2 separate regions of the Mus musculus genome follow, and region 1 is linked to region 2. Evidence: chromatin contacts called from ENCODE POLR2A ChIA-PET data. All regions are on one chromosome and are shown on one strand. The core of a region is the stretch at or near the end of the contact, and the rest is flanking DNA. Distances in the headings are between cores, read along the strand shown. Region 1 has its middle 12 kb from the start of Gm43837. Region 2 overlaps Gm52815 (a long non-coding RNA gene).

Region 1 (5,022 bases), core at 2,386-4,885, 140 kb before region 2:
GAAGGAGACAGCCAACATTCAATCTGTCTTTAAGATGCTTCAGCCCAGCAGGGACACGGGGACTCAACCCACCAGAGACCAGCACACAGTGGCCAACACAGAGGCATTTTTGAGTCCAGACATCAAATCCTATAGTAACAGCTGTGGCCTCTGCTGCAAAACTATCCTGAGCACTTAGGGCATGTTTAACGTTCTCAAAAATCCCATCTGGCTGGTTTGATTACAGCCCGTGTCTCATAAATAAGGATGTAAACCCTCCAAGGGTTTACTGACAAGCACATCTCACAGACAAGAAATCAGGATTTGTCCCCAGCTCCCTGGAAGCACTCTGGACTACCATGGACCATATTGCTCCAGGTTCTGTTTGGCTGAGGGGAGGAGCAGTCCAGCTGTTTCACCTGCCAAATCCACATCTGGCTGCTGTTCCTTCTAACTGGGCTCAAGCTGCCCAGGGAACAAATACTGTCGGAATCACCTAGCTCCTCTGGATCCAGCAGGTACAGCCCGCATCACCCTACTCCCAATCGGTACCTGCAGCTGAGAAACCTGACTCTGCGAAAGGCTCAATCCCTCTACCATTCTTTGCAACCCCCACAGTCCCTAGGGGCCCCTCCAGATCTGTGTCTACTCCAGGAGAGGGCTGGGCTTTGGATCTATGCTTTTTGTCACGATCTCTGTTCCCCTTGGCAGGTTCCATCTGGCTTTTAGATATTATAAATAGCCGCAACTAGGGTGTGACTTGGGTGGAGCCCCGGAGCCTGCTGCTCCACCCTGGAGGGGGGAAAAGGCTTATTTAATTCATTTCTGCACTTGGCAGCCTCTAACTATTTAGAAAGCCAATTAGGCAGCAGCTGTTGGTTGGGAGTTTTTTTTTTTTTTTTTTCCTCCCCCTAGCCTAAGATGGCCTGTCTGATTTTTTTTCCATGCCTGAGATTTAAGCTTTTGCAGGAGGTTGGGTGGGGTGGGTGGGGCAGACCCACAGCAACTCTGAATACAAGCTGTCTATGCTTGGCTGACTCTTGGCAAGCTCCTGAACTGGTGGTGGTGGTAGCTGTGGTGGGGTGGTGGCAATTGAGAACCAGCTCTCTGCTGCTTCCGGGATGCAGGAGTTTGGAATAAAAAAAAGAAAGAAAGAAAGGAAGAAAGAAAGAGAGAGAGAGAGAGAGAAAGAGAGAGAGAGAAAGAAGGAAAAGAAAAGAAAAAGATGCTTCCCAGAGAGAGAGGAGCCCTGTTACTGGTGTCTGAGGAAGTCTTAAACTAATGCCTTCACCAGTGTCCTGGAAAGTTCTGGAATGCTTGGCTTCAAGCAGACCTTGTGTCACTGACAACTCATTTGATGTTGATCATGTGTGTGATGTGGTTGGTATCCATTGGAACCCACTGTGGTGTCATAACCCTGGTGGGAATGAGAGTGCCTGCCAAAGTTGTGGGGAGGGTGGGCCAGCAGTTGCACCTGGCACATAGTAGGATTCACTGATGACCATTTTTCCTGGCTTCCTATTAGGGCAATGAGTCGCACAGAGCCAGAGAGCAGGCAAGGGTTTGCGACTTACAGGACGAGCAGAAGAGATTGGAGGCCTCCCAGTTACCAGTGCTTGTTGATATTTGAAGTGATTATTTTTAAATGAAAGCACCACGTGACGCAATTATCTGTTGTTGCATAACGTTAAAACCTTACAAGGCAAGTGAGACCCACAGCAATAAAAAATGCAAAGAAAGTAGATCTCTCAGCAGACAAAAGAAAAAAGGATCGTCTATTACAGAAGCCGCAGCCATTGTTAAAGCTTTGCTGTGAGATCACCGGTCCTTTCTCTGGTCCTATATTAACGCTCACGTGCACCTGTGTATTGGAAGGTACCAGGGCAAGGCTGGCTGAGGCTCTGAAGCTGAAAGTAGCAAGGAAATAATCTATAATCCTCACCCTAAGGTACTATGAATCTGCTTGGAGCTTCTGTGAAGAGTAGGAGTGGAGTAGGGATGTGGGGAGCACTGGCATCTGGTGAGTCTCTGTGGTGAGTCAGTACAGAGTGAGAGCCCTGCTCCTAGTGAAAAGGACTGAATGTAAACATGTGTGCTCAGGTCTGTCCTGTGCCATAATGCCACAGTTCTACTGGATGAGGGCTCCATCACTTGATCTCATTTAACCTTAGCTTCCAAATGTCCCACCCTCCAAAGGCTGTCGTATTAGGTTTCTGCTCTCGTAACACCACACAACGGGAATTAAGTTTTGGCATGACTTTCAGGGAGAACACTCAAGCCACAGCACTCCTGTTCTGGTGTATCCTGAATACAAGGCCAGGATCATCCTGCTTGAGGTAACTCTACATCCGCACGATCCTGGGTGGGGTGAGAGCAGTGACTGTCAGTCAGCTTCCTGATGTGCACTCCAGAACTCTGAAGAATAATTGTAAAGGAAGGGCAGGCTGCCCAACAGCGACCGAATGGATGACTGAGGAGTGGACGACTGGGGAAGGCCCTGGAGGGCTTGAGAGAACATGGAGCTCTATGGCTTACAGACACAAGTTGGTGGATGCAGTTGTGAGTTAAGCTTGCCTTCCGAGTGACACTGACCTTGGTCATGCAAGTTGCTGGGGCTCTAAAAGAAGAAAAGATTTTAGGAAAAAGAAAAAAAAACTTTTAAGAAATGCAACATTCAGCTGAAACTTGGAAGAGGAGTCTAAACATTACTTTGGCTCGTAGCTTAGTGCACGAAAGTAGAGTGAGAGACCAGTTCGCAGAAAAGGGTTAGTTTTGAAACTCTACTGTGTGTAAAAAAGACAGCCAGAAAGCAGCTCAAGTCAACCTCATGTGTAACCGCAGCATCAGAAAAACATGAGGCAGGGGCAGTTGGCAGGAGGCATGTCTATCTGTCTTCCATCAGTCTGTCTATCTATCTATCTATCTATCTATCTATCTATCTATCTATCTATCATCACTTAACTATTACAAATTTACCCCCATGAAAGCAATAGGGGCAGAAACCTGAGTTTTGTGGGTCTCTGTTATGGTAATCTTCATTCTCACCTTGGCCGGATTCAGAATTACATAGGAGCCACTCTGTGACTGTGTTCCCCAAAGGGCTAACTGAGAAGAAAATAGCCCTAAATGTGGGAAGCACCATCTCTTAGGGTCCTGGACTGAAAAGGCAAAGTGGGGGTGAGGTGGGGTGGGGTGGGGGAGGCTGAGCACCAGCTTCCATCTCTCTGCTTCTTGACCACGGTCTCCTGCCTTGCCTTTCCTGCCACAACAGATCGCATGCTTCCCTACCAATGAACTTTTCTTCTTAGGTTTCTTTTGTTAGGGAGTCTATCAGAGCAATGAGAAACATAACAGTCTCCTGATGTCATTTTAAGTGTTATCTACAACAGGGAGAACTCTGCTGTCCCCCTCAATGACTAAGTCAGGCTTACAACTTCTGGGTTGGGTTGAGGCAATTAAAAAAAAAAAAGCCTTTGAATTGGAAAAAAAAAGCCTTCTTTCAGATTTTAGCTTTTCAAGTCTAAAGTAATAGTTAAACACCGAACCGGAGTTAACCTTAAATCTTCTCTTTTCTCTCTTGGCATTGACTCCCTCCTCCTGGAAGTCTGCCCTGGGAAGCTTGCTCCTCCTCCTCCCCTCTCTCAGCTCACCTCCTCCCCTTGCTGGGCGCCATTCCCCTGCATGCCTGGAACGCAGCCCAGCGAGGAGAGCGGTGACAGAACAAGAGTCTTCTCTCACGTGTCAGGGTGGCCCAAGCCTTTTGGGCTGGGCAGCTGGCCTCCCTGGAGAGACCTGGCAGCCCATGAAAGCTGACCCTGTCAGAGGCCTCCAGCCGGGCAGCTTTCTCTGTCTATCCCCTGACTTGGGCTGAAGAGTCTCTGTGCCTCAGGGTGGCCTTATGTGACTCCTTCCCCAGCTGCAGGGATTCTTATGGGCTAAAAACCAGCCTCTTTCCATTGAGGTCTTCTGTTCAGGCCCACAGGTCCCAAGGCCATGGTGGCCTTACCAGTGACCTTTCCCACGGGGACCCATATCTGATGTGGGGACGTCTCTTGCTCTGTCACCAGTGGTCATCACTAACATTTGAATGTCACATTACCCATCACTGTCCTATGACCACATCTACTATCTAGTGACATTAATGTTCACCGCCACCTGCAGGACAGGTGAATCTGGCAAGCTGTATCTGTGACATTGGCTCTAAACTTCTGCCTGCCGTTTGTACACCATGAGACACCACATGGATGTTTCACTTACCACTGACTCTGTTGCAGAAGCAGAAACCAGGAGAGTGAGCCTTTATAGACCAGGAAGAACTTACCATGAGGCTTTGAGCAGTTCAGGAGTATCTCTGGGTCTCAGTTTTCCCAACTAGCAAATGGGGTGGACTTGTTATCATCTGGGTCGTTTCTCACACTAAAATTCCATGACCTAACCCAGCTCTAGCATAAAGAATGGCATGGAGGGGTGTGGAACTAGAGGATGAAAGGACTGCATAGGATCGTGGCCACAGCCAGGCTCAGAGAGACTGGTATAAATGCCCCTGAAATCTTTAACATGACAAAAGGTTAAGTACATACTTAAAATGCCTTGAAATCTAGGTCTTTGATAATTGCTTCTTTTTAGCTCTAAAGAGAAGGCTCAATAACAGGAGAGGCTTCAGCACATTGTTTCAAGCGAGACCCTTAAAACATTTGCTCTTCTGACTCATTAACTCCGCACCAGAAATAGATTCAAAGAACCCATCAGAAGCATACACAAAGATTTATTCACAGGAGTGTGATTCATGGTCATCTTCATGGTAGTATAAACTACAAGCTACTCCTTTTATTCCATCTGTGCTCACAGGATACATCCTCAGAGAGGGTTTCCAACTGCACCTGCGTCAGGTCTGGGGAGATGGCTCTGTTGGCAACCTGCTTGCTGTATAAGTGTGAGGACAGGAATTTGGTCCCCTAGAGCACATGTTAAAAACAAAATGAGCTAGGTGAGTGTAATGGTGCCAACCTCTAATCCCAGAACTCAGGAGGCAGAGGTAAGCAG
Region 2 (5,461 bases), core at 1,070-3,569:
GAACAAATAACCTAACCCTGACTACACTCACCACCTTCTCTGGGTCCCTTGAGGGACCCTGTGAGTGAGGAAGGTGGCTGAACAGTTTTGATTCCTCACAGTGGTGTGTTTCCTCCTTGTACTGAGAGAACTCAGCTCGCCAGCATTTTTGGCTTCTACTCACTCCTCATTCGGATGGAGCCCAGAAACTCGGGGCACCGGACTGGAACTCAAGAACTCTGGAAGGCCAGGATGACAGAAAAGTAATAGGTCTCTGCTTCTCAGAGTGTCCTAGGTCTCTGCTTCTCATGGTAACCGTCCAGTAGAAGCCTAGTGAAGAGATCTAACGAGGGTGGGCCAGGCGCAACCAGAGTTGTGGACCCAACTGAGGCTCCAAATCTACTTCTTAACTTTCAACCTCAGATCCGTTAATATACATTTATACACACACACACACACACACACACACACACACACACACACTCTGTCCCTCCAGTCCCAGAATATAGAATCATGGGGGGGGGGGCAGGGGGGAGCTACCAGCTGTTGTGCTTCTCCTCTGGGTGTTGAGAAAGATTTGGAACGGAATTGGCTCCATGGGGGATTTCCGGGAGCAGAATCCCTCCCTCCAGTGGCACTCAGCTCCTGTTTTCACCTTGTGAGGAGGAGGTGCAGGCAAAGCCACACCCAGCAACACAAATGGGTCTGAAGTGTTTGTCACAGCGTCCCAGGAAAGGTGCCAGGCCATATTTAACAGAAACAAAGAGAAAAAAAAAATTAATCCAAGGCCATCACACCCAAGGCCCGGGCAGACCTTAGAGAATAGTCTCTATCTCAAAGCGTAGGTAAAGAAAACCTGAGTCCAAGTCACAAGCAGTTTCATAGAATCTAGGCATAGAGGACTGTGACTGGAGGGAGAGCTTCCCTACCTGGGATTTTATAAAGATGAAAGATTTGTTGGAACCGCAGGGCCATTCTCCATAATGAAGACCATACTGTATTTCATATACAGAGGCCACAATGAGTGATCACACTCCGGGGTCTCACACTGCCTCCCTCGTGTCACACAGATGAGGAACGGGACATGTTCCCAGACTGGTGTGGCTTGGTTTTTCATGATAGAATGGTGTGAGGACAGCATTTTTGTAGGCAGGTGGACACAGTCAAAGGTACAAAGAGGTGACAGCGATGTCAGTTGTGTTCTCTTGAGAAATAGCTTTCGAGTCAGCCATGGTGGTACATGCCTGCACACCCAGCATTTTGGAGGTAGAGGTAAAAGGACTTCCAGTTCCAATCTGGTTTGAAACATCGACTAGGAGGCAGAGGCAGGTAGGTCTCTGTGAACGCAAGGCCAGCGTGGTCTGCATAGTGAATTCCAGGACAGCAGCGCTATGAAATGAGACTTTGTCCCAAAAACAATAAGCAAAAAGTAAAGGCTAGAGTCTATTGGTCCATTTTGTGCTGCTCTAACAGAATCCTCACAGACTGGGTAATTTTCCCCCCCAAGACTGGGCTTCTCTGTAAAGCCCTGGCTGTCTAAGAACTCACCCTATAGACCAGGCTGGCCTCAAACTCAGAGATCTTCCTACCTCCCTAGCTACGGAGTGCTGGAATTAAAGGCATGAACCACCACTGTCCTCTTCAGACTGTGCAGCTTTTAAGAAGAGAGATTTTTTTTTCACTGTCTAGAGGCCAGGGACTCCTTGATAAAGGTATTTCATCAAGGGCTGCTTTTCATTCTGGGTCATTCTATGGCAAAAGGCAGAAGAGCTAGAGATTGCATGGGAACAGCCATGTGAACAAGAGGCCAGTCGTGTTTTTCTACTAAGTCTAGCACTCCTGCCCTAGTAACCCACTCCTGCAGTGCAGCACTCTCTTGTCCTAATGATCTAGTATCAAGCCCAATGCCCCCAACTAATGAATGGAGGGAAAGCTCTCAGCACATGAAATTGGGGGGGGGGGAGGGGGAGGCACACTCAAACCACAATAGTATCCTCACTTCCATGCAAGATGTTTCTATAAATTTTTGAACAATGTTTCAAGAATGTAGCTTTGTTTATAAGTAATTTTTGAACAATGTTTCAAGAATGTAGCTTTGTTCATAAGTGGTGCTTTTGTGTTTTCTTTTTACAAAGGTGAAGTTAAAATGAAGCACTTAGGGTAGATCCTAGTCCAGGGCCTTGGGAATCCAGACAAACACAAAAGGGTGAAGACACAGAAATCAGACAAGTAAGTACAAGGCAAGGAGAAAGTTCTGGAACAGATCATCACTCTCAAGCCTCAGACGTGCACAGACTCTCAGCTTTCCAGCATCTATCACCCCCAAAATGGGAAACTTCTGCCCTTGGCTGCACTTTGTTGCAACAGACCTGGCAGAAGTCCAAACAAGACAAAAAGCTGATTCTGCAGCCTACCCCTGCCTGCCAGCTGATCGGCCTTGTTCAAGCTGGAGAACCTCTGGAGAGTCCAGCTCTGTATGGGGTTCTTTCTTCCGAGCAAACCCTTAAGCTGTGGGAGGGCTGGATCTGTGTGATCTGACCTGTACCTGTCCCGGGCTTCCTTGCAGCTCCCCTGAGACAGCTTTTCCCTGTGAAGCTAGCCAGCAACTCCCATCAGTAGCAGGCAAGAATCCCAGGACTCACTCGACGAACCAGCCTCGTCTGGCTGGATTCTTGAAGAACATATGGAGTCACCCTATTCCCCTATAGCAGCTTCAACTCTCAGGTTCTCTTTCTTGTAGCCCATCTCCTGGGTCCTCGGTGGTCCCTGGGGGTCCCCGGCAAGAGGCAGGTTGTTTAGGCCAGCCAGATACCACTTAAAGAGACCCAATTCAAAACATAACCGTGTGCGACTCAACTTACGGTCAGGCTCTGAATCTACAAGAATTTCATAAACAAGTAACATTTAAAAAAATGGTTATCGATGAAGGAAAAAAAGAACCTGAAGAAATCAGATGATGTGAGGGAGGTTTAGGCAAGACCTTTCAGGTACAGTGTGTTCTAAAATTTGACTTTTGAATTGTAGAAATAAATGACCTATTAAAATAAAATTTTAATTTAAAATGTGCTCTCTACTTAAGAGGGTACCCGAGTGTGTGTGTGTGTGTGTGTGTGTGTGTGTGTGTGTGTTTTTGCATTGGAAACACACCCAGTGTAATTTGTAAAATAAATACATAATAAATAGGTTAAATGTTTATTTTGACTTATGTTTTCAAATGCCAGTTGTTTAATTTACCATGAAGGATTGCTGGCAGACCCATCATCACTGGTACCGAATACGGCATTCAGACCTTGACCTAGGCTGGCCTTCCCAGGAAACCAGCTCTGTGGCCTTGCCCTCTTCACTCTTCCCATCAATACCACAGGCTGACTTCTCCTGTTGACAGGCGCATGGTCAACACACACACACACACACACACACACACACACACACACACACACACACACAGAGGTTTCCATTGCACATGCACAGTGGGAGGTCATTGGCTAAGCGGTTTCAAAACACACAGCCTAAGTCGTGGCAAGATCCAACCTTAAGAATGCGTTTATTTGATTCCATGTCACTGTACCATATACTTGGGCTACTCTAAAGAGAGACATAGGTCCCCTTTCCCCAAGCACTTTACTTGGAGAAGTTCAGGGCCAGAAAGGCTGCTGTCTTCTTCCTCAGTCCTAGGGCAGAAACTTCCATGAAAGCTGGTGAGGTGATGTTCACCCGCATCTTTTTTAGACCCTCCCCTCCTTACCTTAAACCGCTCCCCCACCCCCCACCCCCCAAGAAGGAAAAGACAAAAGAATGCTATAACATTTTCAAGAACTAAGCAAGCACAACAGCCAGCACTGTCCTGATTGGTCCCGTCGCCCCTGTTTTCTTGTGCTATAGAGAATATCTAAGGGTTCGTCTCCTCTAAACAGACGCTTGTAAGGAAAGTTTAACACAATTTATAGAGCTGTAAAGTTCTTGGTATGGCCCTCATTGGAGTGCTTTCTCACATTCCCAGAAGTAGCCAATCTACCACGTGGCAGAGCTGCTAGAGGAAGGGAGGGAGCCAGCGGGGCCCTGAGCTGCCCGCAGGAGCAGCAGCAGCAGCAGGGCAGGGCGGCTCCCAGGAGGGCGCAGGCGTGGCGGCCCCTCCCTGCCGCGAGCCCATGCCCGCCCACTGCCACCGGCGAAAAGGAGGAGAGACCTACATTTAAAAAGGCAGGAACCTACTAGCTCCAGAGCTCCTACAATGCCGAATGAGAATTCCTATTTATGAGGTCAAACGGAGGTCAAGAATTATCCAGTCATCTCTAAAACCCCCTACTTAGGGGGTCAAGCCAGGCTGGCAACCCATGTTAGCTAAATAGAACTTGATCTCCCGAAAGCCTAAAACTGCTTTATTTTTTCTTTCTTCCTTTCTTTCTTTCACTTTTTTACTGTTTTGCCAGAGATACGGGTTGGCTTTTTTTTTTTTTTCTGTTACTTCCGGTTTGTGGCTGAACTTTCTTTGCCTTCCTTCCTTTTGGGGTGTGGGAGGGTTAAGCTGCTTCAAAATAATGTCCACTTAAATATGTTTTTAAAAATGGGAGAGAAAGAGGAGCTGGGATAGAAAGAAGAGGAAAGGAGAGGGAAAGGAGGGGGAGGCAGGAGAGGGAAAGAGGATGTTAGAAGAGACAGCACACAGTAATTTTGTTTATGTTATAACATTTAGCACACTCCTATTCATGGATGTGTTCCACAATTATGCTGTGAGATGCACAATGTCACTGTGTTCAAAGTACAGGTAAAGAAGCCGAGGCTCATCAAATCCTGGAACTGTGACCGACTCTAACCCTGAAGTCCTTGCGTTCATTTAACCCTTTAAGGAAGGGTACGGAGGTGTACATTCATCCTTTATTACAAAGCCTATGTCTGATATGGAAAAAGAAAAGCTTTATTCGGAACCTTTGGAAGAATCTTAAGACTATGATTTCGTCTTTGGTCACTCCTTTGGAATTTTTTGACGCGGGCATTAACATGGGCTAAGGTGGTCCTCGCAGCCCCACCCACGGGCGCACTTCCAGCTTCCGGCAGCAGGGGGAGCATGTGTGCAAGAGGAGGAAAGGTGCACCCGGCAGGAAGTGTCAGTGCATGGTCTGTCCTTAGCAGGTCCAGGCTAAGAATACATTCATTTTTCTCCTTCAACATTTAGAACCAGTGGCTGCAGGCTTCTCTACAGAGATTCATGCTTCCTCGTTTGTAAAGCCGGGAAAACAGTTCTGGGACTTGTAGAAAGAGGTCTCTGCTGCATCCAAGGGAGGAAAAAAAAATCTCATGAAGGAGCCAGGCTTGGCTGCTGGCTTCTGTTGAGAAAGGAGAACTCAGCAAGCAGGACAAAGGGCCACCCTGAGTGCAAGCAGCACAGGACTTCTCCCGTTGACTTCCTGAGACCACCTCAAGGCTTGGAAGCTGCGCTAGTTCTGGCTTCTCCAATGGTACAGGCTTGGGTCTCAGGCACCTG

What was found. ChIA-PET counts read pairs that join two places held with the same protein, here RNA polymerase II (POLR2A).
Region 1: POLR2A ChIA-PET joins it to region 2 with 11 read pairs in Patski. The contact joins two enhancer-like sites. POLR2A ChIA-PET finds 5 or more read pairs at or near these places in 2 of 5 experiments (Patski and embryonic stem cell).

The regions. Positions count from the first base shown.
Region 1 is chr5:64,363,941-64,368,962 of GRCm38, forward strand. No RefSeq gene overlaps it. Among named protein-coding and RNA genes, the nearest start is that of Gm43837, 12 kb to the right of the region's middle. Within about 2 kb of position 3,636, at least 1 of the 3 ENCODE cell types and tissues checked has a DNase peak (open chromatin) inside an H3K27ac peak, as active enhancers do.
Region 2 is chr5:64,501,317-64,506,777 of GRCm38, forward strand. It overlaps Gm52815 (a long non-coding RNA gene), which reads left to right. Exons shown (of 3, transcript XR_003955927.1): 3 at 2,115-4,464. Among named protein-coding and RNA genes, the nearest start is that of Gm52815, 8.3 kb to the left of the region's middle. Within about 2 kb of position 2,320, at least 1 of the 3 ENCODE cell types and tissues checked has a DNase peak (open chromatin) inside an H3K27ac peak, as active enhancers do.